2 separate regions of the Homo sapiens genome follow, and region 2 is linked to region 1. Evidence: chromatin loops called from intact Hi-C (ENCODE). Cell type or tissue: heart left ventricle. All regions are shown on one strand. Each heading gives the region's core, and the rest is flanking DNA. Links, peaks and the distances in the headings are about the cores only.

Region 1 (15,327 bases), core at 3,219-11,218:
GGCTCACTGCAAGCTCCGCCTCCCGGGTTCACGCCATTCTCCTGTCTCAGCCTCCCGAGTAGCTGGGGCTACAGGCGCCCGCCACCACATTCGGCTAACTTTTTGTATTTTTAGTAGAGACGGGGTTTCACCCTGTTAGCCAGGATGGTCTCAATCTCCTGACCTCATGATCCACCCGCCTCAGACTCCCAAAGTACTGAGATTACAGGCTTGAGCCACTGCACCCGGCCCCTTTTTCTGAAATAGAAAATTGGGGTGAAATGAGCCTCTGCTACCAGATCTCACATTCCCACTGAAAGAGCAGCTTGAGACAACTGAGGTGTGGGCTGGACGGAGCCAACAGGGTGGCTGCCAAAGCATCACCTTTGTCCCAGCGATGCTTTCAGCTGGGATCTTGCAGGCAACCGCCTGATAGGTTGTGCCTGGAATATATTTCCTAACTCAGATTGAGTGAATGGGTCAACCTGTTTGGTTTAAAAACAAAACAACAACAAAACTACCTGTAAATAATACCAGGTTTGGGGGCACATGGGAGTCAAATGATAGTAAAACGTATTTACTTGAACAGCATTCTTGACTAACACCCAAGACTGGACCCTGTTTAAGGCTCAACCAAGAATCTGTCTGTTCTCGGAGAGAAAACTTAAGGCTACAGGAAACCCTCTGTACCGCCTAGGAAGCAGCGGGCGAGATGGACACAGCAGCTCCTCAGTTTAAAAGGAGAAAGCCCAGCAAGAGAGGGTCGGGTTTCAGAGCACTTCCTGTCCCCACTTGCCCCTCCCTGGCTTCTTCCCTTTCCCTCACCATCTGCTGGGTTTTGTTGCCTTTTTGCTTTTTACTCTCTGCTTCTCTGGGTTTGCACTTAAGATCCTCTGGAATCAAATAACTATCAAATATAAATCTAGCTGGGCGTGGTGGCTCACACCTGTAATCCCAGCACTTTGGGAGGCCGAGGCAGGCAGATCACTTGAGGTCAGGAGTTCCAACATGGGGAAACCCCATCTCTACTAAAAATGCAAAAATTAGCCAGGCATGGTGGCTGTAATCCCAGCTACTTGGGAGGCTGAGGCAGGAGAATCGTTTGAACCCAGGAGGCGGAGGGTGCAGTGAGCCGAGACTTCATCACTACACTCCAGCCTGGGCAACAGAGTGAGACTCTGTCTCAAAATAAAATAAAATAAAATAAAATAAAAGTAATCCAAATTTCTGCCTGAATCTGCCCCAGCAATTGCAGCAGACGGTTCCATTCTGTATCACTTGTTTCTGTATTACTGGATCTTTTTTTTGCAATAACCTTGGGTTGTTTTCATTGTCAGAAAAAAGTGAAGATGTTGTATGTCAAAATGACGAACACACACATAGATTTCTTTCTCTAAGAGACAGGATCTCACTATGTTGCCCAAGCTGGTCTCGAACTTTAGGGTTCAAGGGATCCCTCAACCTCAGCCTCCCAAATAGCTAGGATTACAGGCACAAGCCACCAAGTCTAGGTTGAATTTTTTTTTTTTTTTTAAGTAGAGACTGGGTCTCCCTATGTTGTCCAGGCTGGTCTCCAACTCCTGGACTCAAAGGATCCTCATACCTCAGCCTCCCAAGTAGCTGGGATTACAGGTCTCAGCCACTGCATCCGCGCCAGCTTGCATTTTTTTTTTTTTTTTTTTTTTAACACAGGGTCTCACTCTGTCACTCAGGCTGGAGTGCAGTGGCACGATCTTGGCTCACTGCAACCTCCACCTCCTGGGCTCAAGTAATCCTCCTGCCTCAGCCTCCGCAAGTAGCTGACAGTACAGACATTAAGTTACTACACTCAGGTAATTTTTGTTTTTTTTTTGTAGAGACGGGGTTTCACCATGTTGGCCAGGCTGGTCTCTAACTCCAGAGCTCAAGTGATCCACCTACCTCGGCCTCCCAAAGTGCTAGGATTATAGGCATGAGCCACCGGGCCCGGCCTCAGCTTGCATTTTTATATTAAAATAACCTCACAGGCTGCTTTTAGTTAGCAACAGCTTGGGTATTTAATAGTGTGTTTTCAAATTATGAGTAGTGTTACCCATTTTGCTCTAAAATAGACTCAGCGCTGACTCTGAAACTCTGTGCCTTGGAGTAGCATGGTGTTTTGTGCACTCATCCCGGAAATAAATGTTCTAAACACAGAGTCAAAGTCGCAAAGAAACAAAGAGGAGGCTGTGGACAAGGGAGGCCAAGCAGCCTGTATTCCTACATAACCATTAAAGAACAATTTGCGTGGCTATATAAAATCTAATTTTAAAAAATATTTAGAAATTTTAAGACAACCATTTCAAAAAAACATTTAAAAAAGGCATTTTCCTTTTCTTGAGTAAGGGGAGTCCTTTCAGGCCTTTGTTTTAAATTTGTCAAAGCAACCCATGTTCATAGTAAAGTAAGAATTCATGTGCAACACAAAGCAAAAATTCCGAATCCTGTATGCGCCCCATCCCTAGTATAATTACTATTAGTGGTTTCTTGTGCTTACAACAAGAAAAACGCTTTTCTTAATAGAAGAGGGCTTGCCTGGTAAGGGGGCCCATGGGTCTTCTGGCGTTGGGGATGTACAGGTTATGTTCATGCCATGTCAACTCATCAAGCAGTGCACTTTTCTGTGTGTATACATCAATGAAAAGGTTAAAAACGGGAGGCCAGAGGAGATGCAAAGTAATCTGAAACTAAGTAGAAAGAGAAGGGCAGCAAGTGACAGACTAGCAAGACATTCTGAATGTAACAGACTCTGGAAAGAATAATCTCTGAACAGTTTACAGCAGGAGTCAGAATGAGCTATCTTCTAGAAAGAAATAAGAATGGAACAGCATTCAATAGAACACCCATGAACACCAAAGGAATGAGGGAAATATTGTTGCATTAACATTTTCCAGAAAAGAGCCCTTTTTGGTACCTAAGGGAGAATTACCCAACTACTATTTTATAAAATGAAATTATTTTCTTCAATAGTTAGTTGTTTTCAAGATGGGCCCCAGTGTCAATACTTTGCTGGCCAAATCGACCCTATTTCAGGAATACAGTAAACAAAAAAAGAGAAATGCCATTTGCTTTTTAATAACAGTAACTATACCACAAAAAATAGCACTGAAAGGTTTTTTTTTTTTTTTTTTTGATATAAGGTCTGGCTCTATCACTCCGGCTGGAATGCAGTGGCACCATCTCAACTTACTGCAACCTCCACCTCCTGGGCTCAAGCCATCCTCCCACCTCAGTTTCCCAAGTAGCTGGGATGACAGATGCGCACCACCATGCCTGGCTAATTTCTGTATTTTTTTAGAGATGGAGTTTTGCTATGTTGCCCAGGCCGCTCTCGAACTTGTGAGCTCAAGCGATCTGCCCACTTGGCCTCCCAAAGTGCTGGGCCCCTGTGCCTGGCCAAGAATATTTTTTTAACATGGTTTGTCAAACACGAGAAAATGCCTTTCTTTTGTTTTTCTGTGGAAGCAAAGGGAACATTTCTCAAACATTTGTTCTGCATGTCTGTCCACAACCACCTCCTCTTCATTGCAACTTTAAATCTTTGTTTAGAATGTTTATTTCTGGCTTCAAAGCACAAAATACATGCTATTCCAAGTGTATGGGGGTTTAAGAGTCCATTTTGGGGCAAAATGGATAATAATTTCACTCCTAACTTGAAGAGACATTGCAACATCTCTAAGCTGTCGCACTCATAGCCAGTTCTCGCGATGGCTTCTCCCTGGCTGAGATAGAGATGGGGAATCCCGTCTGAGCTGCTGACAAGGTGGGACTAGGGAGTGGCCCTTGTTTGCTTCCCTCTATCTGACCATCTCAGCTTAGAGCTGTGGCACCTTGGGGTGACTGGCACCTCTCTGCCCACCTCCGCAGGGGGGCACTCTGGCTCCATTAAGCAGCATTCACTGTTGACAAGGACCCCAAACCACTTCCTGCAGAAAGCCCTGGCTCCCCCGGTTCAGACCCCCTTCCTATCACTCCCACAAGCACTACGCAAATGCCTTAGTGTTCATAGCAGAATGTTAATCCTATTATATGCCCGTTTGGTTTTCAAACACAGGTCTCTCTTTAATCAGCAGTGTAAGATATTTGGGCTTCTGATAAGTCCTGAACTGTCCTGCCAGCCTCCTATCAGAGGTCATGCTAAAAAGAATGATATAGAGCCTGGCAAACTCACTCCTGTAACCCCAACGACTGAGGAGGCTGAGGTTGGAGGATGGCTTGAGGCCAGGAATTTGAGACCAGCCCGGGTGATACAGCAAGACTCCGTCACTAAACATATATACATACATACATATCAAAATAATGATATGTAGGGAAGGAGTCCTGATCCTGGATCATTCTTTGCACTTCAAGGCACTCACAACTATTTGCTGAATCAAATTCGGCATTTGAACTTAGCCAGAAAGAGACAAAGGACTTTCAGCATCTTTTTGCAGATCAGCATTTTACTTGAAAGCACTTCACATGGACATAAGCAGAACCAGCTTCGATGCAGGGTCCACACCCCAGCCTTGCTTTCTGCAAACCAGGAAAAGAGGTGTAAAAGCCATGAGGGCGGGCTGGATGCAATGGCTCACGCCTGTAATCCCAGAACTTTGGGAGGCTGAGGCGGCGGATCACTTGAGGTCAGGAGTTCAAGACCAGCCTGGCCAACATGGCAAAACCCCGTCTCCACCAAAAATACAAAAAAATTAGCTAGGCATGGTGGCACATGACTGTAATCCCAGCTACTCAGGAGGCTGAAGCAGGAGAATCACTTGAGTTTGGGAGGTGGAGGTTGCGGTGAGCCGAGATTACGCCACTGCATTCTAGCCTGGGCGACAGAGTGAGAACCTATCTCCAAAAAACAACAACGACAACAAAAAAACAAAAACAAACAAACAGTCATGAGGGCTTCGTGGATTCCTTCCAAAAAGAGATGGATAGGGGAGATAATGGAGATGACGCAGATGTGGAGGAGCTGCCATTTAAGAAAACAGTGTCTGATAAACAGCCAGCTTTCTATTCAAGTGAGAGATGTCACCAAGCAAATGGGACCTCTGGGCTATTTCAGCAGAGCAAGGCCATGCACTGCCCTAACTCAGAGGGCTGAAGCCTCTTCTCTGCATCTATCTGTTCCCTATGGCTGCAATGTGACCATTCTGGATTCTGTATCCACCTCGTCTAACCACCGCTAACAGGTACACCCCGTCTCCAGTTACGAGCACCCAGTTAGCAAGAACAGGGCACAATCCCTCCTGGTCTCCTTTTAGGTGTAAGTATCTTTTATCATTCAAATCTCCTCACATCCAGGAACTTTCTTCCATTCTAATCTGAAGCATGCTGTTGCTAAGCAACCCAGATAAGTCACATCTAAAGATACTCTCCATACTGTCCCGGCCTGGTCAAAACAAACACGGCAACAAAGTCACTTCAAGTTACAACCAGGAGAGGCTAAAGATAGGACGGACACAGACCTTTTAAAAAGCTGTCTGTGTGTTTTATTCTGGCATGCTGATACCAGACCATGCCTTGACTTTGCTACTTTCAGTGTAAACCATTGTCACAGAAACCCACAGTGTCTGCAACTTCAGTAAGATGAAACTCCAGCAAACCACAGCCCAATCATGCACGCCCCATTCTCCAAGGGCAGATCTGCACATTAATGTAGAAAATCCCACAAGAAGGGAGATGAAGACTAGCCTTCACTGCTGTGATGAACCTGTCTGTTTGGAAAGATAACTGGGACTTATACAGCAGTCTCCCTCGAGTTTCTTCTGGTCTTTAATCTCACCTTCTCTAACTGAACTTAAAGCAGTTCACTGATATGTGTGTATTTATTTGTTTTTGCCCCAGATGCTTTTTAATTCAAAGATGTTGAAGACTCCCCCTCTCCCTGCCTGTGAACACTGACCCATATATCATAGAATTTCTACATCACAGTGCTACATGGACTGCCGCATTTCTAGAGTCGACCTTTGGAGTCACATGACTTTCATGGTTCACTCAGTTAAGCATTAACTAAGGGTTTTATGCCTTCAGTGCCCTGGTAAAAGGCAAACATCTGTACACGGCAATGTTCTCTCCAGTTCTGGCACTCTGATTACCACTCCAGATACCAAAGCGAACTACTCTGTTGGGCTGTTAACCTTTTCTTTCAAGATAAATGAGTGACACAAAAGTGTACGCCTCAAGGACTTGGCAGAGTGAAAACAAACCCACGAAACGGCCAATGTCCACGTTTACTGCAGAGTACCCCTTGCCTGATGTCCAGACCCTGGGTCCTGTCTCCGTTTGGGCACACAGATTTGTGGGTGGTCGTCCAGAGAAGGCCCACCACTTACCCCCAAATTTTCCCAGCAGGACAAACCACAAAAGCTACAGATTCCCTTTACTCCCTGGGAAGTACCCAATCTGGAGAAGAAAGTCGGAGCTGGGGGTGTGGGTTCTGTAGGGCCGGTCTGTAAAGGGCCAGGAACGTAAGGAATTTGTCTTAACAACGAAAGCTGGGAGAATAAGACTAGGAGGAGACCTAGACGGAGCCCCTGGCTTTCAGGAGTTCAGAGGAGGGCAAACAAGTCGCAGATGACTCCAATCGGCGCAACAAGTACCAAAACAGGCCCTGACCAGGCCAGGCGAGAGCGGGGCGAAGGCGGAAATCGCTGACCCGACGGAAATGGCCTGGCCCTTCACCTCGCGCGACACCCCACAGGGTACCCATGAGGACCACCCTCTAGTTGCAAATTGTCCCGACCACTCATCGCGGGGTCGGACACTGACGCAACCCCCAGGCAGAAGGCCCGACTCCCACCCAGCATGAGAGCCGCGACCTCCTCAACCCTCGTCCCTGGCCAGCGCCCACTCCCCGCCGCCGTCCCCGAAACCGGCTCCCGGGAGGACCGTGCGCCGGGGGCGCGGGCGCGGCCGGGCCTGCCTCACCAGCGCGCTCGTACCCGGTGGGCGCTGGCCCCCCTGACCCCGGCGCGGCCTCCCCGCCTACCCCGCCCCCTCGGCGCCCCGCCGCAGGTCCGAGCCCCGGCGGCCGCCCCCCGCCACCTCACCTCGTGGGGGAGCCGGCGGCCGCTGGGGGTGTTGTAGGGCTCAGCGCATCCTGGAGGCGAAGGGAGCCGGGAAGTGGGACCGCGCGGAGCCCGCAACGAGTTATGTAACCGGCAGGGGCCGCAGCCGGGACGGAGGCGGCAGCCCGCGGCACTTCCGCCTCCCGCTCCCTGCCGGCAGCGCAGCCCGGAAGCCCATTGGCCGCCGCCCCCACGTGGCCCCGCCCCCTGAGGCCGGCGCTGCCGCCATGTTGGGAGCGGGCAGGTTGGGAGCGGGCAGGCTCCGTGCGAAGCCAGGCCCAGGATCCCGTATGCGGGGCACTGGTGAGGGCCGGCTCCTTCCCTGTCCCTCGCTCCGGGAGGTCGCCGAGACATGGCCGGCCAGACCTCTGGGCTCCCCGGCCTAGCGTGTGCGGACGCCGGTGGCGCGGTTTCCGGGCCGAGGTCCCGCGGCTCTACCGAGTGGCCCCCCCGCACAGGCCCTGGCAGGCGCATCCTAAGCTCGCGAGGGCCTGCAGCGCCGGGGCTGGCCAACAACTGAAAGCAGGTGCACAAGGCTGGCTCCTGGCCGACCACCCGGAGCCAGCTGGCAGCACCACCCCGCGACGACACTGGATTCTCAGCCGTCCGATTCTGGCGAAAGGCAGTTTAGGGCTGTCCCTGAGTAAAACAGGCAACTTAAGCTGCCCTCCGGTTGTAGGGGTTCTATAATGCAAGATCTAACGCGAAGTTTTTGTTGTTGAGACAGGGTCTCTGTCTCCCAGCCTGGGGCGCAATCTCGGCTCACTGCAGCCTCCAACTCCTGGCCTCCGCCTCAGTCTCCCAAGTAGCCGAGACTACAGGTGTGAACCACCATGCCTGGCTAATTAAAAAACAGGTTTTTTGGGTTTTTTGTTTTTTTGTAGGGATGGGAATGTCATTATGTTGCCCAGGCTGGTCTTGAACCCCTGGCCTCAAGTGATCTGCCCGCCTGGGCCTCTTAAAATACTGGGATTACTGACGTGAGCCACCACGACCAACCTGGGCTGTATATTTCAACTCCGAGCTTTCCAGAATCCAATTTGAAGAGAACTGGTTATAAGATTCGAGTCTTGGCTGGGTGTGGTGGCTCACGCCTATAATTCTAGCACTTCCGGAGGCCGAGGTGGGTGGATCACCTGAGGTCAGGAGTTCCAGACCAGCCTGGCCAACATGATGAAACCCTGTCTCTACTAAAAATACAAAAAAATTAGCCAGGCGTGGTGGCATGTGCCCATAATCCCACCTACCTGGGAGGCTGAGGCAGGAGAATCGTTTGAACCCTGGAGGTGGAGGCTGCAGTGAGCCGAGATTGCGCCACTGCACTCCAGCCTGCGCGACAAAAGCAAAACTCCATCTAAAAAAAAAAAGATTTGAGTCTGCGTGTCAAACTGTCCCCTAGTATCCATTGTCCTACTCTGCCATCTTCTCCTTTTAAAAAATAACTGCTTTATCATCATCTAGTAGTAACAGAATCCCACCCCCTTCAGCAGGCAGATCACTGTCAAGCTAGGCTTTTATTTCTCAGCCTCTCCTGCAGCAGGATCAGGCTATGTGCCAAAAGTTTCACCAGTGAACAAGAGAGAGCACAATGTTGGCAACTTCTGTGTCATGTGCTTAAAAGAATATTGCTAAATTGTTAACAACTGGTGAAGCGCATTATTCTTTCAAAAATTGAGGAGGTTTGAAATTTTCAAAATAAAAGATGGGGTTAAAAAAAAAAAGGAAATTGCTCGCTCTGTACTTCCTCTCCCCTTTCCCACTGGCTAGAAGATGGATGCCGTGGGGAGCCCAATCAATCATAAAAACAGGCAAAACTCAGGTGCCTGCTACTCAGTGCAGTCTGCGGTCCAGGAGCAGCGGCATCACCTGGGAGCTTGCTAAAAATGCAGAACCTCAGGACTCAGTTGGACTGAGTCAGAATGGGCACTTAATTCAGAATCTGCATTCAACAAGACCCCCATGTGAGTAACAAGCACAGTACAGTTTGAAAAAACACTCCCTAAGTAACAACAGAGTAACAACATTCTATTGTTTCCACGGGGTGTGTGTTTGTTTTGAGACCGTGCCCGGCTGTTTCCAGGGTTCTAAATACAGCACCGTTAAGATGAACTGGCAAACAGAACAGCATGTACATCCCTTCAAACTTTACTCTTTTTTTGGGCAGGGCGCGGTGGCTCATGCCTGTAATCCCAGCACTTTGGGAGGTCAAGTCGGGTGAACCATGAGGTCAAGATATCGAGACCATCCTGGCCAACATGGTGAAACCCCGTCGCTACTAAAAATACAAAAATTAGCTGGGCATAGTGGTGCGTGCCTGTAATCCCAGCTACTAAAAGGCTGAGGTGGGAGAATCGCTTGAACTCAGGACGTGGAGGTTGCAGTGAGCCGAGATCGCGCCACTGTACTCCAGTCTGGGACAGAGCAAGACTCCTTCTCAAAACAAAACAAAACAAAAAAACCCAAAACTTGGGCCGGGTGCAGTGGCTCACGCCTGTAATCCCAGCACTTTGGGAGGCCAAGGCAGGCGGATCACGAGGTCAGGAGATCAAGAGCATCCTGGCTAACACGGTGAAACCCCGTCTCTACTAAAAATACAGAAAAATTAGCCGGGCGTGGTGGCAGGTGCCTGTAGTCCCAGCTACTTGGGAGGCTGAGGCAGGAGAATGGCGTGAACCCAGGAGGTGGAGCTTGCAGTGAGCTGAGATCGCGCCACTGCACTCCAGCCTGGGTGACAGACAGAGCGAGACTCCGTCTCAAAAAAAAAAAAAAAAAAAAAACTAAAAACTCTTTTTTGGCTATGCCCGGTGGCTCATGCCTGTAATCCCAGCACTTTGGGAGGCTGACGCGGGTGGATCACTTGAGGTCAAGAGGTTCGAGACCAGCAGACCAGCCTGGCCAACATGGTGAAACCCCATCTCTACTAAAAATACAACAACAAAAAAAAATTTGCTGAGCATGGTGGTACATGCCTGTAATCCCAGCTATTCGGGAGTCTGAGACATGAGAATGGCTTGAACCCGGGAGGCCGAGGTTGCAGCGAGCCGAGATCGCACCATTGCACTCCAGCCTGGGCAACAAAGTGACAGTCTCAAAAAAGAAAAAAATACTCCTTTAAAACACAAATGAGAAAATAACTATTTCTCCACGGCTTATGTGTGAGGCATTGTGTTAAACATGTTATGCAAGATCTCATTTATCTTCACAACGGTTCATTCGGTTAGGCACCATGTGTCACTACAGGAGATATTCAAGGTTATTTGTACACTAAAAAAACTTCCACCCTTTCTCTTTGTGTTTGTGGCACAGACTCTACCCCTTGTTCCAGTGTGTTCCCTAACTGGTTTAACCCATTAAGGTCATCCCATTCTCCCTTGGCTCTGTGATGAGTTCAGAGGACCCCTGCCTAAGCAAGTCAAGCAGAGGGACATCTGCCGGTCACAGGGATGGTTCAGGAATGGGTTGATCACCATCGACTTCAGGGCTGATTGGTCCTCCACCTCTTTGCTTTCATGGTTCCTTTCTCTCTCTCTTTTTTTGCTGTGTTTGAGTGTTTCTTCCACTTGATCTAACAGGCTACTCAGTTTGTGCTGACCATTCTCTCCTTCAGTTTATCTATTAAACTTCTGATTTTTTTTTAAGCTTTTTGGTTCCATAAAGTTTTGCTATAATTGAATCTCTCGCAGAAATTCTGTTTCACCAGAACTCCTTATTTATGAGAGTCTGTCTGCTCCTTCTCCCTCTGGCTCTAAGGCCTCTTCCAGCATATTATCGCTTTTCTCTTGCCTATTTACTCATGCCTCCTTTCACCCTCTGGCCATGGGTCTAGCACAGACACCTAACGGCACTCCCAGTGGTGGGAAGCCAGCAGGCTCCTGCAGTGTAGCGACATACCAAGCTGCCAGGTCATGGCACTTGCCTGTATCCTAAATTCCTGTATCTTCAGCTGCACAACCCTCTTTCAGCCTTGGAGATAGGGAGGCAAGCAGGCTTCTCTGGCCCAGGTAGAGCAACAAGCTACCATCTACACGGTCAGCCTCTGCCCTTCCTCTCTTAAGTCCCATGAATCTCCAAGGCCAAGACTGCTCCTGAAATTAAGTCATTTTAATTTTCACCCTAGGCCTCTTTCCGACAATCCCCAGGCTCTCATTTACCCATAGAGGAACTAAGTCCAGTATCCAACCCCAGGTGATTCCAACCACCACCTCCCACAAACCCATGCCCTGCTCTGGATCCTGGACACCAATGGCCCTACGCAAGCTCTATTTGGGAAAGGTAGTAGATGGATGGGGTTGGGGTGGGAGGAGAGCAGGGACTGGGGATCAGGTTTCCCCACTGAAACCTACACATTCAGGTCAAAAACAATATTGCAACTTACAATCTTGTACACAAATCTGCATACGTTCTGATTATTTCCTTAGGGAAAATGCCTAGAATGTTGGTTCAAATTATTATTATTAGCTGGGTGCAGTGGCTCACACCTGTAATCCCAGCACTTTCGGAGGCTGAGGCAGGCAGATCACCTGAGGTTGGGAGTTCGAGACCAGCCTGACCAACATGGAGAAACCCCATCTCTACTAAAAATACAAAATTAGCCAGGCGTGGTGGTGCGTGCCTGTAATCCCAGCTACTTGAGAGGCTAAGGCAGAAGAATCGCTTGAACCTGGAAGGCAGAGGTTGTGGTGAGCTGAGATCATGCCATTGCACTCCAGCCTGGACGAGAGCGAAACTCTGTCTCAAAAAAAAAAATTTTTTTTCATGATTTCATTATTGGAGACAGAGTCTCACTCTGTTGCCCAGGCTGGAGTGCAGTGGATCTTGGCTCAATGCAGCCTACACCTCCCAGGTTCAAGCGATTCTCTTGCCCCAGCCTCCTGAGTAGATGGGACTACAGGTGCATGCCACCATGCCCAGCTAATTTTTTGTATTTTTAGTAGAGACAGGGTTTCACCATGTTGCCCAGGCTGGTCCTGAACTCCTGAGCTCAGGCAATCTGCCTGCCTCAGCCTCCCAAAGTGCTAGGATTACAGGCGTGAGTAAAATTATTTTTAATTAACCACATTTAACTTTGGAAACAAACCCTAGATTGCCTGCCAGAAAGTTTTACCAATTTATTCTCATACCAAGAGTGTGAAGACTCTACACCCACTATAGCAGGGCAAACGGCCCGCAGCCTCACCAACATAGGGGATTAGTCTTTTTTAATTTTTTTGAGACAAGGTCTCACTCTGTCACCCAAGTTGGAGTGCAGTGGCATGATCACGGCTTACTGCAGTGTCGACCTCCTGGTCTCAAGTGATCCTCCCACCTCAGCCTCCCCAGTAGCTGGGACTACAGGCACGTACCACCACACCCGGCTAATTTTTCATTTTTTTGTAGAGACAGAGTCTCACTATGTTGCCCAGGCTGGTCTCGAACTCCTGGTGCAAGTGAGCTGACCACCTTACCTCCCAAAGTGCTGGGATTACTGGTGTGAGCCACCATGCTCAACCAAGCATTCTTTTTTTTTTTTTGAGACGGGGTCTTGCTCTGCCCCTCCGGCTGGAGTGTGACACAATCTTTGGCTCACTGCAACTTCTGCCTCCTGGGCTCAAGTGATTCTCGTGCCTCAGCTTCCTGAGTAGCTGGGACTACAGGCACCTGCCACCATGCCCGGTTAATTTTTTGTATTTTTAGTAGAGATAGAGTTTCGCCATGTTGCCCAGGCTGGTCTTGAATGCCTGAGCTCAGGCAATCTGCCCACCTCAGCCTCCCAAAGTGCTAGGATTACAGGCATAAGTAAAATTAGTTTTAATTAACCACATTTAACTTTGGAAACAAACCCTAGATTGCCTGCCAGAAAGTTTTACCAATTTATTCTCATACCAAGAGTGTGAAGACTCTACACCCACTACAGCAGGGCAAATGGCCCGCAGCCTCACCAACATAGGGAATTAGTCTTTTTTAATTTTTTTGAGACAAGGTCTCACTCTGTCATCCAAGTTGGAGTAAAGTGGCGTGATCACGGCTTACTGCAGCGTCAACCTCCTGGTCTCAAGTGATCCTCCCACCTCACCCTCCCCAGTAGCTGGGAGTACAGGCATGCGCCACCATACCTGGCTAATTTTTTATTTTTTGTAGAGGCAGAGTCTCACTATATTGCCCAGGCTGGTCTCGAACTCCTGGTGCAAGTGATCTGACCACCTTACCTCCCAAAGTGCTGGGATTCTGGGATTACTGGTGTGAGCCACCATGCTCATTTTTTTTTTTGAGACAGGGTCTTGCTCTGTCCCCCAGGCTGGAATGCAGTCGTGTGGTCTCAGCTCACTGCAATTTCTGCCTCCTGGGCTCAAGTGATTCCGCTGCCTTAGCCTCCCGAGTAGCTGGGAGTACAGGCGCCTACCACCAAGCCTCACTAGTTTTTGCATTTTTTGTAGAGACGAGGTTTTGTCATGTTGCCCAGGCTGGTCTCCAACTCCTGAGCTTAGGTGATCCACCCACCTTGGCCTCCCAAAGTGTTAGGATTACAGGTGTGAGCCACCACACCTGGCCAGGTATTATTCTTTACCTTTCTGCAATCTAACTGAAAAAGGTCTCATTGTTTTAATGCACATTTCTCAGTAAGTTTGATCACCTTTTCTATTTTTGAGGCATTTATATGTCATCTTTTATAATGAGTGTTACAGATGTATCTAACATATTTTGGTTTTGGTTTAACTTGGGGGAGTTTTCTGACAGTAAACATTTTTATTTTTAGAAGTAATGCATGCCTGTGGTAAATTATTTTAAAGCAAAACAAAAGGATACATTGGTGAAAAATAAGTTACCCTCCCTCCAACTCAGTACCCAAGTTCTCCAGCTAACTCATCTTACCATTTTCCTGGTATCCATTCAGAGATATTATTTACATGGACAAGTACTATATTTTCATAAATAAAAGGCGTGCAAGTGAAATGGAGGCTGGGCTTAGATACTGGATTCTTTTCATTTCTTCCTTCCCCATTCTGGGTACAAATGGTGACCAAGGAAATGTGTTATTACACACATCCTGCCTTTGAGGAGTTACGTGATTACAAGACAATCTGATAAGCACTGCAACAGAGGTGTTTGTTGTACAAACAACAATGGAGCTTCTAGAATGGAACAGAGTAAATGCATTATTTACTAAGTGTCTGCTATACGCTAAACACTGAGTTATAATCCCTCCTGCATGTTCTAATTGACTTCTAACTTACAATGCTTGTACTGTACATTCTAATTTACAATGGCCTTGAAAGTTCAGTATTGTTGTCCTCATTTTACAGATGATGAAACACCCACCCAAGGCTTCTATACCATGCAGAATGATGCCTCTCTCCACTGGCTGCCCTGAGCACATGCCATGAAGAATGAAAGCCAGGAGACAAAGGAACAAACTAGTTCATCATTAAAACCTGTATGCTTTCCCTTGGATCACAACTTTCTTTTTTTTTTTTTTTTTTTTTTTTTGAGACGGAGTCTCACTCTGTCGCCCAGGCTGGAGTGCAGTGGCACGATCTCGGCTCACTGCAAACTCCGCCTCCCGGGTTCACACCATTCTCCTGCCTCAGCCTCCCGAGTAGCTGGGACCACAGGTGCCCACCACCACGCTCGGCTAATTTTTTGTATTTTTAGTAGAGATGGGGTTTCACCATGTTAGCCAGGATGGTCTCGATCTCCTGACCTTGTGATCCGCCTGCCTCAGCCTCCCAAAGTGCTGGGATTACAGGCATGAGCCACTGCGCCCAGCAGGAGCACAACTTTCCTGACTCACCCAGAAAGAAATCCACAAGCTTCCAAAACCAGCCTTCCTAGGCAGACCCTGAGAACATTTTTCCCAGGGTCCCAGAAACAAATCATGAACAAACCACTTCATGGCAAGCCCTGTGGCTTGCTGACCAGCCTCTGCTCTGCCTGAGAGGCCTCCAGACCACCCCAGGAGCACTCCCAGAAGAGCAGAAAAGCTCCATGAGACTAGCACAAGGGACAGTGAATTATCCCAACTCATGGTTCTGAAGGGTTTATTAATGTATGCATGGATCAAAACCCTTTCAGTCAGGAGCCAAATATTTTGCTTCCAAATATTTTGCTTCCAAAGAAATTCTTCTTTAGTTCCTTCTTCTTCTTTTCTCTTTTTTTGAGACGATGTATTAGTCTGTTTTCACACTGCTGATAAAGACATACCTGAGACTGCGCAATTTACAAAAAAAAGAGGTTTAATGGACTTACAGTTCCACGTGGCTGGGGAGGCCTCACAATTACGGTGGAAGGTAAAAGGCAT
Region 2 (15,327 bases), core at 2,767-10,766, 93 kb after region 1:
CAAATAGAAACTCAAAAAAAGCCTACAGGCCCTAGCCTACTATCTTTGCATTAAAAATTTTGGTTGGGGTGCCCGGCGTGGTGGCTCACGCCTATAATCCCAGCACTTTGGGAGGCTGAGACAGGCAGATCACGAGGTCAGGAGATCGAGACCATCCCGGCCAATATGGTGAAATCCCGTCTCTACTAAAAATACAAAAATTAGCTGGGTGTGGTGGTATGTGCCTGTAATCCCAGCTACTCAGGAGACTGAGGCAGGAGAATGGCTTTAACCCGGGAGGTGGAGATAGCAGTGAGCCAAGATCGTGCCACTGCACTCCAGCCTGGCAACAGAGCCAGACTCTGTCTTAAAAAATAAATAAATAAAAAACAAAAAAAATAAAAATTTTCTTTTATTTCAGAGCATAATTCAACCTCCAAACTACCTAAACTAAGACCGCACTAGTCTAAGCAAGTTAACACACACTGACCCAATAATTTGATCAACGGAATAAGTTATCCTAGGGATAACGGCACAATCCTATTCTAGGGTCCATATCAACAACAGGGTTTACAGCTTCAATGCTGGATCAGGACATCCTAATAGTGTAGCCGCTATTAAGGGTTCGTTTTTTCAACTATTAAAGTCCCATGTGATCTCAGTTCAGATCGGAGTAATCCAGGTCGGTTTCTAACTATTTAACATTTCTCCTAGTACAAAAGGACAAGAGAAGCAGGGCCCATTTCACAAAGCACCCTTGCCACCATAAATGATGCTGTCTCAATCTAACAAATCATCACACACTCTACCATCTTAAACAGTGTTTAAGATGGCAGACCCCGGCAATTACCTAAGACTTAAAACTTTAAAATCAGAGGTTCAACTCCTCTTCTTAACAATATGCCTATAATCAATCTTCTCCTACTTATTATTACCACTTTAATCGCTATAGTATTCCTTACACTCATTGAATGAAAACTCTTAGGCTACATACAATTACGCAAAGGACCTAACATTGTAGGTCCCCATGGACTGCTTCAACCATTCGCTGATGCAATAAAACTTTTCGTCAAAGAACCCTTACGTCCCTCAGCGTCTACTATTACCTTTTATACTACTGCTCCAACCCTAGCTGTTTTGATCGCTCTCCTCTTGTGAACTCCCCTCCGCATACCAGATGCTCTAATTAATTTTAATATAGGCCTCCTATTTATACTAGCCACATCAAGCCTAGCCATCTACTCTATCCTATGATCAGGATGAGCATCTAATTCAAATTACACACTAATCGGCACATTACAAGCTGTAGCCCAGACAATTTCATATCAAGTCACTCTAGCCATTATCCTTTTATCAGTTCTACTAATAAGTGGCTCATTTAACTTACATGCATTTATCACAACGCAAGAATTCCTCTGACTGCTTCTACCATCATAACCCCTAGCCATAATATGATTTATCTCCACACTAGCAGAAACAAACCGAGCCCCTTTTGAACTAACAGAAGGAGAATCAGAGTCAGTCTCAGGCTTTAACATCGAATATGCCACAGGTTCATTTGCCCTCTTCTTTATAGCAGAATATATGAATATTATCGTAATAAATGACTTAACTATTACCATTTTTCTAGGAGCACTACACACTATATATTCACCAGAACTCTATACCACAAATTTCATTACCAAGACCTTTCTTTAACCACCCTGTTTTTATGAATTCAAACAGCATATCTCCAATTCCGCTATGACCAACTTATATATCTTCTATGAAAAAATTTCCTACCGCTTACACTAGCACTCTGCATATGATGTATCTCAATGCCTATTCTAATTTCCAGCATCCCACCCCAAATATAGGAAATATGTCCGACACAAGAATTACTTTGATAGAGTAAACAATAAAGGTTTAAATCCTCTCATTTCTAGGACGAAAGGAATTGAACCCACCCCTGAGAATCCAAAATTCTCTGTGCTACCCATTACACCAAGTCCTAAAGTAAGGTTGGCTAACTAAGCTATCGGGCTCATACTCCAAAAATGTTAGTTATACCCTTACTGTACTAATAAACCCATTAGCTCAACTTATTATTTCCCTTACTGTTTTCACAGGAACTCTTACCACAATGCTAGGCTCACATAGATTTCTCATCTGAACAGGCCTAGAAATGAACATACTAGCTCTTATCCCAATCTTAATTAAAAAGATAAATTCAGCCAGGCGCAGTGGCTCACGCCTGTAATCCCAGCACTTTGGGAGGCCAAGGCGCGTGGATCACAAGGTCAAGAGATTGAGACCATCCTGGCCAACGTGGTGAAAGCCCGTCTCTACCAAAAATAAAAAAATTAGCTGGACGTGGTGGCGAATGCCTATAGTCCCAGCTACTCAGGAGGGTGAGACAGGAGAATCGCTTGAACCCAGGAGGCGGAGGTTGCAGTGAGCTGAAATCGAGCCACTGCACTCCAGCCTGAGGACAGAGCAAGACTCCGTCTCAAATAAACAAACAAAAAAAGATTTACAGTCTAATGCTTACTCAGCCATTTTACCCTTTTCCCACTTAAGTTCATTAATCGTTGATTGTTTTCAACTAACCACAAAGACATCAGAATACTATATTTAGTATTCGGCGCATCAGAGGGAATAGCGGGCACCACCTTAAGCCTTCTAATTCAAGCAGAATTAGGCCAACCAGGAACTCTGCTAGGAGATGATCAGATTTACGATGTTACTGTTACCGCCCACACATTCGTCATAATTTGTCTTTATGGTAATACCAATCATATTTGGGGGTGTTGGCAACTGGCTAGTCCCTCTGATGATTGGTGCACCTGATACGGCATTCCCCCGGATAAATAATATGAGCTTCTGACTTCTCCCCCCATCTTTTCTACTCCTACTTGCATCTTCAGTAGTAGAAGCCAGCGCTGGAACCGGCTGGACAGTTTATCCCCCTTTAGCAGGAAACCTAGCAGGAGCCTCTGTGGATCTAACCATCTTCTCACTCCACTTGGCAGGTGTTTCTTCTATTTTAGCGGCCATTAACTTTATTACAGTTATTAACATAAAACCCCCAGCCTTATCCCAATATCAACCACCCCTTTTCATCTGATCAGTCCTCATTCTGGCAGTCCTTCTCCTCCTTTCTCTCCCAGTCCTAGCCGCTGGCATTGCCATATTATTAACTGACCGTAACCTCAATACTACTTTTTTTGACCCTGCTGGCAGGGGTAACCCTATTTTGTATCAACATTTATTCTGATTCTTTGGTCATCCTGAAGTCTATAACCTTATCCTACCAGGCTTTGGGATAATCTCCCATATCGTAACCTATTACTCTGGAAAAAAGGAACCATTTGAGTATATGGGCATAGTATGAGCCATAATATCAACTGGCTTCTTAGGATTTATCATACGGGCTCACCATACATTTACAGTAGGAATGGATGTAGACACACGAGCATACTTCACCTCCGCCACTATAATTATTGCTATCCCTACTGGAGTCAAGGTCTTTAGCTGATTAGCTACACTGCACGGCAGTAGTATCAAATGATCTCCCACAATATTCTGAGCACCTAGGATTCATTTTCCCATTAACAGTAGGAGGTTTAACTGGCATTATACTAGCTAATTCATCATTAGACATTATTTTACAAGACATATATTATGGTGTGGCCCATTTCCACTATGTTCTATCAATAGGAGCGGTATTTGCCATCACAGGAGGCTTTGTCCACTGATTCCCCCTATTTTCAGGTTATATACTTAATCAGACGTATGCTAAAATCCACTTCATCATTATATTTATAGGTGTTAATTTAACCTTTTCCCCACAGCACTTCCTCGGCCTGTTGGTGTGCGTCGACGTTACTCTGATTAACCTGATACATACACCACATGAAATGTTATCTCATCAGTAGGCTCATTTATCTCATTAACAGCAGTCATATTAATAATTTTCATAATCTGAGAAGCCTTTGCTTCAAAACGAAAAGTTCTAACAATTGAACAAGCATCTACTAATTAACAGTGACTTTACAGCTGTCCACCACCTTACCACACATTCGAAGAGCCAATCTATGTGAAAACCTAAACGAAAAAGGAATTGAACCTCCAGAAACTGATTTCAAGCCAATCCCATAACCTGTATGACTTTCTCGATATTAGTAAAATCATTACATAACTTTGTCAAAGTTAAGATATAGGATAAACCCTGTATGTCTTAATGGCTCACCCAGTTCAGTTAGGCCTTCAAGACGCTACATCCCCTATTATAGAAGAACTACTCACTTTCCATGACCACACTCTTATAATTATTTTCCTAATTCAGTTGCTGCAACTCTTTAGAATCACCTCCTGCTAGGTCTGATAAAAACTCTACTCTGGAAACAGAATGAGGTCAGTGTCAGTTCGTTTCTACTTCACTTTCTTAACCCTAGGAAAGAAGGTATAGATTTCTCATGCCATTCAGTCCAGCTGCGTATATGGGACACAATGTTAACCAGTGGAAATAATACAGACTTTATCCTTCAGGTGAATCTGGTTTGAGTCCAAGCTCAACTCCATACTAAGTGATTTGGGGCAAATTATTCAACTCCTGTGATCTGCTTTTTATCATCTGAAGATAATAACAGCCACCTTGCAGGGCTGGGCGCGGTGGCTCACACCTGTAATCCCAGTACTTTGGGAGGCCGAGGCGGCTGGATCATTTGAGGTCAGGAGTTCGAGACCAGCCTGGCCAACATGGTGAAACTCCCGTCTTTACTAAAAATACAAAAAAGATTACCAGGGCGTGGTGGCGGGTGCCTGTAAACACAGCTACTCGGGAGAATGAGGCAGAAAAATCGTTTGGACCCAGGAAGTCGAGGTTGCAGTGAGCCGAGATTGCGCCACTGCAGTTCAGCCTGGGGGACAGAGCGAGACTCCCTCTCAAAAAAAATAAATAATAAATAAATAATACCCACTTTGCAGGACACAGGAAAAGAGTAGAAATATTAGTAAAGTATCTAGTCCAGTGCTTGGCACTCGGAAGTAAATAAATGGTACCTGATGGTAGTAAGAGAAACCCCAACTTGCAGGAACTTCATAGCATATATTACTACTTGACATGTAAGTTTAACGTCTGTCACCCCCCGCAAGAATGTGAGGTTTTTCAGCTCAAAGCTGAATTCTAGCATCTTGAATAGTGTTTAGTGCTAAACAGATATCTGGCAAATGAATGGGTGAAAAAAATAAGAGGAAGACTGGGCTCATCAGACCTGATTAACCAACTGCGCATCAAATACTTAAGCATTATAAAGAACACAAAATGAGGCCGGGCGAGGTGGCCCACGCCTGTAATCTCAGCACTTTGGGAGGCTGAGGCGGGCCAATCACGAGGTCAGGAGATCGAGACCATCCTGGCTAACATGGTGAAGCCCTGTCTCTACTAAAAATACAAAAACAAAAAATTAGTCGGGTATGATGGCAGGCGCCTGTAGTCCCAGCTACTCCGGAGGCTGAGGCGGGAGAATAACGGGAACCCGGGAGGCGGAGCTTGCAGTGAAGCCGAGATTGCGCCACTGCACTCCAGCCTCGGCAACAGAGCGAGACACGGTCTCAAAAAAACAAAAAAAGAAAAAAAGAGACAAAACTAGTCTTCCGCTGAGATGTCTCCAACATCTGCTGTCTCTCCATTTCCGCTGTCATTCCAGGGTAGGGTTTCAGAACCTCAGCACACTGACATTTTGAGCCAGATCGTTTTTTGAGTTCTTGGGGATGGGGAGTGGGGTGGGAACCCCGTGGACCTTGTAGAATGTTTAGCTGCATCCCTGGCCTCCACCCACTAGACGTCAGTAGCACCCCTCGGTAGTGACAACAAAACTGTCTCCAGACAGTGTCAATTGTGCTCTGGCAGGGGGGCGCTGGTTGAGAACCCCTGGTCTAGGGACATATTAGTGCCTTTGCTCACCAAAATTTTCCCTCCTGAAGTCCCCAAGACCTAATTCATCCTTTCCATAGATAATAAACACGAGAGACAGCTGGTCTCTATCCCTCCCAACCATGGAAGGGCACCTGAGCCTAGGTATCGGAAATGTGGAAGAAAAATTTCATGTCCTCAAGGAGTGCACCATCAAAGACAAAAACCCCAGGATGAGGATTGATGACGCCACTACCCCCATCTTCTTGAAGCATCCTAATCCTCTGAACTCTCCGGTCCTGTCTGTAACCTCTCAGGGTGCTCCATCTTAACCCGCCTAACGCTGTAATTTGTTTCTGGTGGGTTTATCCACTCCAACAGTCTGGGGGCTCGCTGAAAGTAAACAGCGTTTCTGTGCTGTCTTCGTGTCCCCACCGCTCAGCACAAGGGCGCAATCGAGCTTTAGGAAACGAGTGTTTTCTTAGCGTGAAGGGCAAAAGGCACCCAGCCCTTCAAAGGAGGCCTCACTGGGGAACCTGAACGGACTGGAGCTCCGAAGGGCAACAAAGCCGGCACTCCGGACTGCCACGTTCCCCACGCGTCCCCAGAGGACCCAGTTCACTCTGCATCACGCAGCCACTCCGAGTTTTTGCGTCCAGGAACCCAGAGTGCAATCTGAAAGTCTCAGGACAGAGAGCAGAGCCACAACCCTTAAGCCCCGCCTCACCAGAAAAGGCCCTCACGAACACGAATCGCCAGCCACGCCACCTTTTCTACTGCGTCACGCCGGAAGCTGTTGCGGAGCACGCCGGAAGCTGTTGCGGGGCACGCCGGGACCTCAAGAGGGCCAGAGGCATGCGCAGTAGCTAAGCCTGTAAAGAGAGGAGCCAGTCGCGCGAGTGTGGTTCTAAAGGACCGCCCTCTTCGCCTGGTTTCCGCCCTTCGCTAATTGACAGCAATTTCATTAATGAAGCCCGCCTTGCGTCATATGCTGAGACCAATCACAATGCCTGAGAACCCAGGGCCCGGATCCCGCTGGGCATGCCATCCTGTTTTACGCGTTAGGTGAGAGTAGCCCTGATAGAAAACGTGGCGCTTGCTGTGTGCCCTGCGTAATTGTAAACATTTACACACTAACTCATACTTACAGCAACCCTACTCAGTCAGTTATATTACCATTTTCATCTTCCAGACGAGGAAGCCAAAACAGAGTTTAAGTGACTTTCGTTGACTAGAACTCGTATCTAATCCAGTGGCTTTTTTTCCCCCCACTCTAAGTTGTTTTTATTTCTTAATATTAAGTAAGTACTGCAAAACGTTCTCACTTAAAACTGAAGTCTCCACGCCAGTAATCCCAGCATTTTGGGAGGCCGAGGCGGGAGGATCACTTGAGTCCAGGAGTTCGATGCTGCAGTGAGAGGTAATTGCCACTGCACTCCAGCCTGGGCGGCTGAGCGAGATTGTCTCAAAATAAATAAATAATAAATAAATACAAATGATTAACAAAATATATTCATACTTTGCCTCTGAAATTACACTCCCTCCCTAGAGAAAATAACTGTTACTGAGGCAGAGGAATAGGGTCTGGAGGCAGGAAACCTAACTGATTCACGCTGACTTCCTAGAACTAAATCAAAAGGAAAACCCCAACTTTCCCTTTCCCCACCTAAGTAAGGAAAGGACCCACTGAAAGGACTGGAGGCTACTCCCTTTACAAACTCCATCACCTCTTCTGCGTGGCAGACAAAAATTTGAAAGTATCAGATGCTTGCATAGCGTGTAACCTTTGTAACTTCACTTCAGCCTCTGGTTGCACAAAGCAACCTAAGGGAACCTAGGGCCGATTACGGGCCACTACTTCATTTACATAGGGTGTACACCAAGTGACCAATAGGAAACCTGTAGAGGGTGTTTAAACCCCAGAAAAATTCTGGCACATGCCTGTTGAGCCCCTATGCTCTGCGGGCTGCCACCTTGTGGAGTGTACTTTTGTTTTCAATAAATCTGTGCTTTTGTTGCTTCATTTTTTTCCTTGCCTTGTTTGTGTGTTTTGTCCAGTTCTTCGTTCCAAACGCCAAGAACCTGGACACCCTCCACTAGTAACATTACTAGTGTGTATATCTTTCTGGTTCTTAATATATAATTTTTTTTACATTTACTAATTCTTGTCGGTTTTTTCCATTTATATATATAATTTTTGTTTTTTTCTTTTCGTTTATATATATATATAATTTTTTAAAGCTGCATTTAGGCATGTACCACCATGCATATTCTTTTTAAAATGTTTTTCCATGCTGCTCCCCACCTCCCCCCACCACAATATATATAATCGACCATTCCTCTTTTGGTGGACATACAAATACTTTTCTAATTTTCACGTGTGTGTGATTCCGGATTGGGTATTCTGGGTATATTTTGAAGAGGGAGCTACTAGATTGAGATGTGGAGTGTGAGAGAAAGAAGAGTGGAGGATCATACTAAGGCTTCTATGTAGTCTTTCTGCCTTCAGTCTTGCCCCCCTTCATTCATCCATCATTTATGAAGGCCCTGGTAGCACAAAGGAGTAGTACCTCATCAGGATATAAATACAGGGAGTGGGATGTGAAATAGGTTGATGACACTTCTAAGAAAAGTATGCCATCTTTGATTAAGAATAACCATGGAGGAGTTTTTTAAACACATGCATTTCTTATGTGGATTATCTATTTTGATTCCTACAATGTTCCTGCCACCTGTTATAGTCATTTTACAGATGATGAGACAGAGTGCTATAAAGAGCCACTGACTACCCTAACTAATTAGTTGCAGAGTGCACCCAAATACTCAAGTTCTTGACTCCCAGAGTGTTGAACTTTCTGAGGCACCTTGCTGCCTTTCTATTCAGAGGGCAGGGTAGTAGATGACTAAATGGACAGAAAAGAGAGAGAGAAAGAGAAAGCAGAGCCTGAGTGTGGGAAAAAGCAAGGGCAGAGCACTGCTTTGCATGTCAGATATAAGTATATACATATATATACACACATATGTATTTCTCTTTCTCTCTGTGGCCTGTGGGTTGGATACCCTTATTATAAACCATTAAATAAAACAGAAAACCTTAATTGCATAAGATAGAACCAAATAAATGAACAAATTGAGTTTAATTAGTAGCAGGATATTTACATAGTTTCAAAGTACTTCCCCATAAGACACTTATTAATTACAAAGAGGGAAACAATGGGAAAGCTGGTCAACACAATCTTCATTTAGTGATCCACGTAACACCATTAGAAATGAAAACAACTGAAATATACACCCCCTGATAGGACACAATGAGAAGAATGCAACCTCCCATCTGTGATATTCCTGCCAAAGATGCTAACCTGAGTCTATATGTGAAGAAACTTCAAACCCAAATGGAGACATTGTCTACCAGATAACTGGCTAACAATCTTTTATAGTGTGGCAATCATGAAAGTCAAGAAAAAAACTGAAGAACCATCTCAGACTGACAAAGACTAGAGACATGACAACTAAATGCAATGTGTGATTGTGAAGAAAATTCTTTCGCTATGAAAGGCATCGTTGGGACAGTTGGCAAACATTGAACGGGGTCTGCAGATTAGATAATGAAATGTATTAATGTTCATTAAAAAAAATTTTTTTTTGAGATGGAGTCTCACTCTGTTGCCCAGGCTGGAGTGCAGTGGCATGATCTTGGCTCACCGCAGCCTCTACCTCCTGGGTTCAAGCAATTCTCTTGCCTCAGCCTCCCGGGTAGCTGGGATTATAGGCATGTCCCACCATGCCCAGCTACTTTTTGTATTTTTAGTAGAGATGGGGTTTCACTATGTTGGCCAGGCTTGTCTTGAACCCCTGACCTCAGGTGATCTGCCCACCTCGGCCTCCCAAAGTGCTAGGGTTACAAGTGTGAACCACTGTACCTGGCCCATTTTTCTAATTTTGATGGTTATATTGTGGCTCTGTAGGATAATGTCCTTGTTTGTTGAAAACACACCACAAGATATTTGGGGAAGACAGGGTGTCAGGTTGCTAACTTACTCTCAAATAATTGGAGGTCAGGGGAAGTCTTTGTTTCATGCTTCCAACTTTTCTGTAAGTTTGCGATTGTTTTTACAAAAAAGAGTACGCACAGCTTTAGAGTCAAGACGATTATGCTTTGATTCCCTACCCTACCAAAGCATGATCTTGGGCAAGTTTCCTTTTATGCTGCAGTGTCCTCATCTTAAAATGAGGACTAGCATATGCAGTAAGCCGAGATCACGCCACTGCACTCTAGCCTGGGCGGCAGAGCGAGACTCTGTCTCAAAAAAAAAAAAAAAAAAAAGAGGACAAGCATAATAGCAGGTGGCCCATGGATTGTGAGGATTGAATGAGTGGAAGTGTGTAGAGTTTAGATCCTCATCTAGCAAATGGTGAATACTCAGTACACTTAGCCACCGTTGGTCAAATACACTAGACCTTTTTGCAAAGTCATTAATAGAGCTTCCAAATTAGTCTATTATTTAATTATGTATCTATTTGAGACAGAACCTCACTGTGTCTCCCAGGCTGGAGTGTTGTGATGGAATCACGGTTCGCTGTAGTCTTGAACTCCTGGGCTCAAACGTTCCTCCTGCCTCACCATCCTGAGTAGCTGGGGATATAGGCAAGCACCACTACACTCAGCTAATTTTTAAATTTCTAGTAGAGACGGGATCTCAGTATGTTGCCCAGGCTGGTGTTAAACTCCTGGGTTCAAGCGATCCTCCCTCCTCGGGCTCCCAAAGTGCTGGGATTACGGGTGTGTGAGCCACTGCGTCCTACCATAGTCTCTAATTCAGAGCTCACATACTAAAGTGTATATGCAGCAAGCCAAAGTCACTTTTCAACTTCTATTTCTTCCCGGTTCCTTGATTCTAATCTTTCCTAATCTTTCCTGGACTTGAGCCTGAAGGCTGAGAAGAATGGAAAAGGATTGACTGTCTTCATTGGCAGCTTCAGAATTTGCTCATTTGAGGTATTCAGGCAGCCTTTGATACCTTAAACGGAAAGGTATGGGATCCAGACAGACTCTGAGAAGGGCTCTATGCGATGGGCTCTCAAACTCACTTAAATCCAGTGAGCAGATGAGCATATTCAAATGCTTTTCATTTCTATTTTACTAAGGTTGGTGAGTCTTTCATAGGTCTTGGTGGTTTTAGTGTTTTGTTGTTGTTTGTTTGTTTGTTTGTTTTTTAGACAGAGTCTCATGTTGGCCAGGCTGGTCTTGAACTCCTGACCTCAAGTGATCTGCCTACCTCATTCTCCCAAAGTGCTGGGATTACAGGCGTAAGCCATTGTGCCCGGCCCTTGGTGGTGGTTTTGTCTGTCATTTCCTGAATTTCCAACTGAACAAGACACCAAACATATTTTTTTCCTGGACACCTAGAAATAGGACTCCAAACCCTCAATAACAAGGAGCTTGCTTTATATTTGCTTCTTTTCCTCCCAAATTTTGACCTTGTTTCATGAACACCATTGAGAATGGAACATAAGCGTATGTGTGTTGACGAAGTTATATGCGATCCCTGTGATGTATTCATTTCCTCACCATAGCCAGTCAGCTTGTTCTTCTTCCTCTAATTCCCTGTGTCTTACCACACCCAGAACTCTGTGTTAGTTACAAAATGTCCAATTTTTTCCATATGGAGGCTCTACAGCACTCATATGTCTCAGGAATACCTGTCCATTTTCTTCCTATTTCCTCCCAAGTTATTTCACAACTTAAATGAATTGACTGGAGGATGCAACTGTTCAGTCTCTTGGTACTGTTCTCATAACGTAATCAGCTGGCATTTTGGTTTATATAACAGCTTTAGGAACTTGGTCATTGTGAACCTACTTCTTGAGAACTTGACCTAATCTGAGTGTACTGATCAATGAAAATGTTGAGCCTGGCCATGTGCAATGACTCACACCTGTAATCCCAGCATTTTGGGAGGCTGAGGAGGGTGAATCGCTTGAGACCAGGGGTTTGAGACCAGCTAGCCAACATGGTGAAACCCTGTCTCCACCAAAAAAAAAAAAAAAAATTGGCCTGGCATGGTGGCATACACCTGTAATCCCAGATACTCAGGAGGCTGAGGCACAAGAATTGCTTGAACCCAGGAGACAGAGGTTGCAGTGAGCTGAGATCGCCACTGCACTCCAGCCTGGGCAACCGAGCAAGGCTCTGTCTCAAACAAAACAAAACAAAACAAAACAAAACCAGTGTTGAGCCTGCAAGACTCTGGACTTTAATAAATTCGCCAAGATAATGTTAACAGTTGTCTACTTCTGGAGACGTATTTGAGTATTGCTGTATGAGGAACTGGCAAAATGGCTTTGATCTGCTATTGGAAAAACAAACTCATGACAGGACAGTATGATTAGATGTCTTTGGAAGGAATTATGGTAATGTGGAAAAGGGAACATTTATCATTGTTTGTTCAATGCTGTCCAAGGGATGGGATGACCCCAAAGTGGCAAACATGAAGACGGTCCATTTGACAAATTTAGTTCTTAGCAAGATAAAGGAGGACTCATGAAGCTTATTAATTATATTTGCTAAACACTTATTGAGTATCTACTATGTATAAGGCATGTGTTTCAAAATTATGGGGACACAAAGCCAAAGCCCCTTTTGAACTAGTTCTAAAACCTATTGATTCCCTTTTCTATGGTAATGTAGTTGTCATGCAACTTTCTTATATTAACCTAGCTTCTCTGTCTGGGAAAATAGTAAATGAATCGTGGTAACAGGTGGGGATCCCTTTGGCAATTCTAGGAATGTGCAGAATCACAAATTGGCATTCTGATCCCAACATGTGAGTTCCTGAAAGATGAGTAATTAATTGTGTGCTGAACTGATTGCTGAATTTTAGGAACTGCAGGGCTTCAAGACTAGATCTTGAGGCAGAGAACATACTTTATGGATGGATGATCTTTCCTGGGGTCTTAAATTTGCATAAGGAATCTTAGGACATTCCATTATCCACTGACCAGACTAGCATACCCAAATGCTGGTAAGACATCTGATGTCTGGGACTTTTGGATGGGATGATTTCAATAAGAGAGTAGCAAGGGACCCTCTTTGGCTAGAATCAAAAGGCAAATGACCTTTTTGTTTTGTTTTGTTTTATTTTTGGAGACAGAGTCTTGCTCTTGTCACCCAGGCTGAAGTGCAGTTGTGCAATCTCAGCTCACTGCAACCTTAGTTCACTGCAACCTCCACCTCCCGGGTTCAAGCAAGTCTCCTGCCTCAGCCTCCCAAGTAGCTGGACTATAGGTGTGCACCACCACACCTGGCTAATTTTTGTATTTTTGGTAGAAATGGGGTTTCACTATGTTGGCCAGGCTGGCTCAAACTCCTGACCTCAGGTGACCCACCCACCTCAGCCTCCCAAAGTGCTGAGATTACAGGCATGAGCCACTGTGCCCAGCTGCAAATGACCTTTTTAATCTTTTCTTTCTTTTTTTTTTTTTTTTTTTTTTTTTTTTGAGATGGAGTTTCGCTCTTATTGCCCAGGCTAGAGTGCAGTAGTGCAATCTCGTCTCACGGCAACCTCCACCCTCCAGCTTCAAATGATTCTCCTGCCTCAGCCTCCCAAGTCGCTGGGGTTACAGGCACCCACCACCATGCCCAACTAATTTTTTTCATATTTTTAGTAGAGACGGGGTTTCACCGTGTTGGTCAGGCTGGTCTCGAACTGCTGACCTCGTGATCCACCCACCTCGGCCTCCCAAAGTGCTGGGATTACAGGCGTGAGCCACCGTGCCTGGCTTAATCTTTTATTATTAAATAATAGATTAGTAGAAGAGAAATTGGAATATAGGCATAAGGGAGAGGGTAAACAAGATGATGGAGAGATATATGGATGGAAAGTATGGACAGATATACTACATTATTATTATTGTTATTATTATTATTATTGAGACGGAGTTTTGCTCGTTACCCAGGCTGGAGTGCAATGGCACGATCTCAGCTCACCACAACCTCTGCCTCCCGAGTTCAAGCGATTCTCCTGCCTCAGCCTCCCGAGTAGCTGGGATTACAGGCATGTGCCACGATGCAAGGCTAATTTTGTATTTTTAGTGGAGACAGTGTTTCTCCATGTTGGTCAGGCTGGTCCCGAACTCCTGACCTCAGGTGATCCACCCGCCTCGGCCTCCCAAAGTGCTGGGATTACAGGTGTGAGCCACTGCACCCAGTGGTATACTGCATTATTAAGAAGAGACAGGCCAGGTGCGGTAGATCACACCCATAATCCCAGCACTTGGGGAAGTCAAGGCAGGAAGATTACTTGAGGCCAAGAATTCTAGACCAGCCTGGGCTGTTAACAGAGTGAGACCCCATCTGTAAAAAATAAAAATAAAAATTAGTTAGGTGTGGTAGCATGTGCCTATAGTCCCAGCTACTCAGAAGACTGAAGGATTGCTTGAGCCCAGGAGTTGAAGGCTGCAGTGAGCTAAGATCATGCCACTCTACTTCAGCCTGGGCAACAGAGCAAGACTCCAACTCTTAAAAAAAATGAAGAAGAGACAAAAAGAGGTAGGCAAAGATAATGACAGATAGGGTAAAAACATGAATTGTTTGGGTCTTCATATGAAGTTAATAATACATGGCTTGATTTTATGGAATTATAGTAACATTATGTAAGATACTGCAAGTGGAGGTGCTTTGCTTAGAAAAGTACAGAATTCTGCAGAAATATAAGGCATATTAAATAACATGTGGGCAACAGAGACAGAGACAGTGAGACAGGTCTGTCACAGGTCAATAACCTCTGAGCCCTCAACAACATGTCTCCCCTGCTATCGGTAGTCCACAGTAGGATTTTTGGTAAATAAGTGTAGAACATTACGAATAACACTAACCATGTTCCCAACAGCTTAGGGCTGTCAGCTTAGGGCTGTCAGGAACATGCCTTGGTTTTACCGGAATTAGTATTCCTCATGTTCACCTGGCCAGAGAGAGTTAATGAGAAACGCATGTAGAGATGAAGACGCAATAAATAACGAAGGAGTGTTCTCTCAGCCAACTTCTCTTCCTTTCCCCAGCAACCTCCTCAGTGCGCCCTTCACTTCCATGTTCCGCAGCGTGTAGATGAGGGGATTCACCATGGGTGTGACCAACGAGTAGAACAGGGAAATGAACTTGCCCTGGTCCTGTTTGCTGTTCTTGGCCGGAAGCAGATACCCATAGCTGGCTGAGCCATAGAAGAGGAACACCACCAGCAGATGGGAGAGGCACGTATTGAACGCCTTTCGCCTCCCCTCTGCAGAGCGGATTTTCAGCACTGCCTGAGCAATGAGGCAGTAGGAGATCACGATGATGCTTAGTGGGACTGCAGTGAAGAAGGTGCAGACACCATTGAGCACAGCCTGGTTGAGACTTGTGTCGCCACAGGCCAGTTTGATCATGGCAGGCACCTCGCAGAGGAATCCCTCCACCC

The links. Hi-C counts contacts between places; a loop is a spot of excess contacts. Peaks named below come from ENCODE experiments on the same cell type or tissue, not always from the same donor. Only the 100,000 strongest peaks of a DNase experiment are listed, where the experiment ranks them.
Region 2: a loop joins it to region 1, with 1.9 times the contacts of the local background. A loop is called at or near these places in 6 of 110 quality-filtered maps.

Annotation. Positions count from the first base shown.
Region 1 is chr16:3,449,889-3,465,215 of GRCh38, reverse strand. All of the region lies in intron 2 of NAA60 (N-alpha-acetyltransferase 60, NatF catalytic subunit), which reads right to left. Among named protein-coding and RNA genes, the nearest start is that of NAA60, 14 kb to the right of the region's middle. RefSeq lists enhancers at 355-524, 552-721, 4,716-4,885, 4,822-4,991, 7,330-7,499 and a silencer at 6,820-7,569. In heart left ventricle, for the core only: CTCF peaks have their summits at 3,838 (motif pointing right) and 7,143 (motif pointing right); DNase peaks (open chromatin) are centred at 6,755, 7,225 and 7,535; H3K4me3 peaks cover 4,512 bases; H3K27ac peaks cover 5,390 bases.
Region 2 is chr16:3,356,458-3,371,784 of GRCh38, reverse strand. It overlaps LOC105371059 (a long non-coding RNA gene), which reads right to left and starts at 6,670. Exons shown (of 4, transcript XR_007064949.1): 1 at 6,603-6,670. It overlaps OR2C1 (olfactory receptor family 2 subfamily C member 1), which reads right to left. Exons shown (of 1, transcript NM_012368.3): 1 at 14,479-15,327. The coding sequence ends at 14,906. It also overlaps the pseudogene MTCO2P28, the pseudogene MTCO1P28, the pseudogene MTND2P34, the pseudogene MTND1P8 and the pseudogene MTRNR2L4. RefSeq lists enhancers at 6,534-6,603, 6,298-7,497. In heart left ventricle, for the core only: no CTCF peak of the experiment used is centred there; a DNase peak (open chromatin) is centred at 6,714; H3K4me3 peaks cover 1,792 bases; H3K27ac peaks cover 1,262 bases; H3K27me3 peaks cover 652 bases.